Linked DNA regions of Homo sapiens: region 2 is linked to region 1. A link is an interaction called in ENCODE POLR2A ChIA-PET data of the cell type or tissue named here. Cell type or tissue: Caco-2. All regions are shown on one strand.

Region 1 (2,500 bases):
GAGGGGAGAAACAGGGGACTAGCTGAGAGGGCCAAGTCTATTAGCCATCTATACCTTTCTTTGAATATTTTTCTTTGAATACTTAAATTGAATTGCATAGTAAATCTATTTAGGTTGTTGCCAAAGTAATTGCAGTTTTTGGCATTGAAAGTAATGACAAAACCCACAATTACTTTTGCACCAACCTAATAACTTTGGGGATGAATAGAAGACATGAGTACCAGAAACACAAGGCACTTGAGGGACAAGCCAACCTTCATGGGATCAGAAAGTGGCTTGAAAAAATAGGAGGGAACCAGAGTCGAGGCACTAACAGGAGGGCGGGTCAGAAGGGCCCCCATCCGCCCCTGAAATCATCTCCCTGCCACCTGGCACAGGCCAGGGCCTGGCCAGCCACGCACATGTGAATCTCACAGTTCTATACAAGTTAAAACAATCAACACGTCAGCTCCATGCATCAGCGTAACTTCAGCTCTCAAAACCGATATTCTCTCACTCTGTCGCCCAGGCTGGAGTGCAGTGGTGGTATCTCGGCTCACTACAACCTCCGCCTCCCGAGTTCAAGTGAGTCTCCTGCCTCAGTCTCCAGAGTAGCTGGGATTACAGGCGCCCACCACTACACTCGGCTAATTTTTGTATTTTTAGTAGAGTTAGGGTTTCACCATATTGGCCAGGCTGATCTCGAACTCCTGACCTCAAGTGATCCGCCTGCCTCGACCTCCCAAAGTACTGGGATTACAGGCATGAGCCACCGTGCCTGGCCTCTAAACCAATATTCTAAAAGTAGAAGGCGTTCAGAGTTGGCACAGCTACTCTTCTTAAGAAGCCTGGCTTTGTCCTGTTATTGTTCATCTTTTAAGTCCCTTTCCCTCACTGATGATAGTCAAGAGATGCCTACTGAGAATCAACACGATGTGTGTGTGTTGGGAGGGGGGGGCGGAGGGGGGAAATCAGAGAAAAATATACTATGATCCTGGACCTAATACACACACATACAAACACACGTATAAATTTCAATTGGTTGATATATTTTCCCACAAATAATTCAACCCTTCAAAGGACTTTAGTTCAGATCGCAGACATCACAACCCTGCAAAAGCAGGCACTTCACTAACCTAGACCAACCTAAACAAACGTTCCTGAACAAAAGGGAGGGAGAGCTCCGGAATGCCCACAGCTCAACCATCCTCCCTCCTTTCGGCAGGCAGCACAGGCCAGGCGGAGGTCCCTGCTCTCTCCCTGATCAAAGTGCAAGGAGGGTGGAGCAGAAATCGGCTCTGTGTTTCCATTCAAGGCTTATCTGCCCTCCACCCTCCCACAGACAACTGAAAATGGAGGCACTTCCTGTTGAAAGAATGTGTTATCAGGGCCAGACCCAGCCTGGGCTTAGCACTGAAAGCTGGCCGGGTTAGGTGGGAGACAGGCAGAGCAGCTGGGCTGGAAAACTCCCTCTTAAAGGAGTAAATGACTTCAGGGAGAGCTTGGGCTGCTACAGATTGGGACATGGAAAATATCCGCTAGCCTGAGAAGTAGCCACAGTTCATCTTTAGATCACCTAGAATTTTTTTTTTTTTTTCCTGTGAGGAGCCTTCACTCATTTTTGGACACATATCTGAAAAGTCAAAGATTTCTGATTGGATCAACTCATGGAGACAAATGCCCAGCAGTGTCTCTGTTTTCCTTCATTTCGCACATCCCATAATGGGGAGGGCAAGAGACAGCTTCTGATGGGAAGGCAACACAGCCGAGAAAAGGAAACCCTGAAAGGGCGTAGCCTTTTCCAAAGAAAAACATGGGTTCTTCGGCTTGTGGATTACATGCATAAATTTCCTTTGAGGAAGAAAACCAGAGAGGAGTGTACGGGGCATGCTCTATCTTCCTTGCTGGAATCTCTCTTCATGCAGTTTCGGTCTGAGGAAAGAAAACACTGCGCCCCAGGCAGGCTGAAGGACGACTGTGTGATCCTTCCCAGAGCAGAAGACTTTGATGGTGATCACATGCCTCCTTCACTGCAAGGCAGACTGTCGGCTCCCCCAGCCTCTGATCCGTCCTTCCTACACATCTGAGTGAGACTGTGCTTACGGCTTTTTCTTGTGTGAGGGGAAGCCAGCCGTCCCTCACTGCCAAAGCTCTTCTCTGCTTTTGTAACCTCTAGGTTAGACTCCTGTGGTGCTTTATAGCTGCCTTCCTCCAAAGAGGAATTAAAAACTTTGTATAAATTCCAACAAAGGGGAAATGCTTTCCTGCAAATCGTAACTTCCACTATATAAACTACGATCATTTCAGTTTGGCTGGAGGTAACAGAGGACCAGATACAAAGTGACAGTAATAGTTTAGAAGGTGACACATGAAAGACACATGAACACACACAAATTCTGTCTCCACCAGGACATGTGAAAACCAATCACAATGAAACTCTCGAATTCTTAACAGCTTAATAAAACAAAGGAACATGGACACCTTTTCTCTAGAGAGAGAGTCACCGTCACCTCAACTGATG
Region 2 (2,500 bases), 85 kb after region 1:
CTAAGTTTTGTATTTTTAGTAGAAACGGGGTATTGCCACATTGGCCAGGTTGGTCTCGAACTCCTGACCTCAAATGATCCACCCACCATTGCCTTTAATCTTTACTACACATCAGTGAGGAAAATGCTGTCATTCTCACTGTACAGATAAGGAAACTGAGGCTCAGAGAGCTCAAGGAACTTACCAAGGCTGCAGGGCTCGTTAGTAGAAAAGTCAGGATTCCCACTCTGCCTGTGGACGCTGACACCCTTCTCTCACCCACTCCAGCTCCCTCCATCCAAAGTGTGGAACCGGACCCAGGCTTCTATGACCCATCTCTGTTCTTACTTCAGCAGCTAGAGCCTAAGGTGATGGCAGACTTGCACCTTTACTCTTCCTTCCTCTCTATAGGTAATTCCTGATTGTAATGGTGGCTGACAAAAGGCAAAGTGAATTGAGGAAGATGAAGTATCTGGGTGAAGCCAGAGGTGCTCTTGCCTCAGCCCCTGGGGAGTTTTCATTCTTTCCGTTTCAGGAGGAAGTGAGATGCCTCCAAAGACAGGCAGACATGTGAAGGAGCAGGCCAGCAGCAGGACTGCTCCTTACCGCCTCCAAGTGAGCCCTACTCCCATCTCCCCAGGGTGGGACCACGTGCCCTGGGGCAATGTCCAGCACAGTGGTCAGTCGCCTCAAAGGCCTTCCTCATGGCAGGGCTAATCCCAGCATTTTGGGACCCTGAGGCGAGCAGATCACTTGAGGTCAGGAGTTCAAGACCAGCCTAGCCAAACGGTAAAATCCTGTCTCTGCTAAAAATACAAAAATTAGCCGGGTGTGGTGGCGCGTGCCTGTAATCCCAGCACTGGAAAGGCTGAGCCAGGAAAATAGCTTGAACCCAAGAGGCGGAGGTTGCAGTGGGCCAAGATTGCACCACTGCACTCCAGCCTGGGCGACAGAGTGAGAGTCCGTCTCAAAAAAACATCAGGCCTGCATCAGATCCCACTTACCCATAAGATAGGCGAGTTCTTGACCACAAGCCAAGGGGCAGAACCCCAAGATTCTGGAAGCTCCACAGACCCAGAGCCAATGTCTGGTATCCTCAGAAGAAACCTCTAGAACTTTTTGAAGCTTTGTTCAGGCCACACATGGGGAAACTGGGGCTTGAAGGGGGCCACGAGGAGGAGCAAGCCTGCCAATGTGACTCTGGAAAATTCCCCTTCCCAGGGAGCTCCTGCCCTAATACCCTACAGATGGTGACTTCCCTCCTAGGCCTGCCACAAGAAGACACAGATGGGCAGGATCTCCATAGCTTAAAAACTGAAGGCATGTTCTATGCCTGGCAGGGAACATCGGGAGGAGCCAGGCCTTCCAGGTAGCAAGGAGGATGTTTGTGTGAGGGTCAGTCCCAGCAGCACCATCTGTTGGTGAGCTCACTTTATTAAGGGCATTTCCAGGGAATTAGATGTTTGTTTTAAAAGAAAAGCTGTTCAAGGACACTTGCGCAGGGTTCATCATGTGAGACAGCCACAGGGGAATGGTAGAGGCAGGAACCCCCTACCCCCCAGCTTTCTCTCCACATGGCCTCAAAGAAAGGTGCTGGAGCCATGGACACCAGGGTCTTCTGCAGCCCAGGACTTGGCTTGGGTAGGAGTTAGGCCAGCCAGCACAAGGAAAATCTTTGGAAATGGGCTCAATTAAAGTTTCTGGATTATCTTTCCCCAGCACCCTACATACTCCTCCCTGCTCCCATTTTAAAAATATATAGGCTGGGCATGGTGGCTCACACCTGTAATCCCAGCATTTTGGGAGGCCAAGGCAGGAGGATCACTTCAGCTCAAGAGTTCGAGACCAGCCTGGGTGATATAGTGAGACCTCCCCACCCCCTACAAAAAAATTAGCCAGGTGTGGTGGTAGTGCATGCCTGTAGTCTCAGCTATTCAGGAGGCTAAGGCAAAATCGTTTAAGCCTGGGAGATGGAGGCTGCAGTGAGCTGTGATCATGCCACTGTACTCCAGCCTGGACAACACAGCAAGGCCCTGTCTCTAAAAAAAATCCAAAAAAATTTTTAAAGAGTTTAAAAATTTTAAAAAAGAAAGAAACAGTCATTCAAAAGATTAACTATTACCATACTATGGGTCAAAACATTCCACACAGTGAACTTTCTCTGAAATCCTTTGCCCCAGAAAGGAAGTATTTGGATACACAGCATGTTTCCTCCTAACTTTATCCAAAGAAGAAAATAAGCATTGAAATAGAAGAAGCTTAATTTTGTTAATGTCCTGGGATGTTGATGATAATCCATTCATATTTTTATTAGAGTAACTCTTAATGTTGAAATAGCTTTATAACTAACAGGCTCAGGGCATCTTCATTGTCCAGAGTAATTTCCCTGTGTAGAACTCTCAATGGCTCCCCACTGCCCACAGAAAAAGGCCACGCTCTTTGGCATAGCACATGGTCCTGCCCCAGCCTAAGTTTTGACTCCTCTTTCTACCACAACTGAAGCAGGCCCTGTTCTTTCCTC

The links. ChIA-PET counts read pairs that join two places held together with the same protein. Peaks named below come from ENCODE experiments on the same cell type or tissue, not always from the same donor. Only the 100,000 strongest peaks of a DNase experiment are listed, where the experiment ranks them.
Region 2: POLR2A ChIA-PET joins it to region 1 with 9 read pairs; 2 of 35 experiments call an interaction of 5 or more read pairs at or near these places.

Annotation. Positions count from the first base shown.
Region 1 is chr18:22,193,147-22,195,646 of GRCh38, reverse strand. All of the region lies in intron 6 of GATA6 (GATA binding protein 6), which reads right to left. Among named protein-coding and RNA genes, the nearest start is that of GATA6, 25 kb to the right of the region's middle. RefSeq lists an enhancer at 1,077-1,625. In Caco-2, no CTCF peak of the experiment used is centred here; a DNase peak (open chromatin) is centred at 1,286.
Region 2 is chr18:22,107,756-22,110,255 of GRCh38, reverse strand. No RefSeq gene overlaps it. Among named protein-coding and RNA genes, the nearest start is that of GATA6-AS1, 60 kb to the left of the region's middle. RefSeq lists an enhancer at 299-1,208. In Caco-2, a CTCF peak has its summit at 1,405 (motif pointing left); a DNase peak (open chromatin) is centred at 1,365.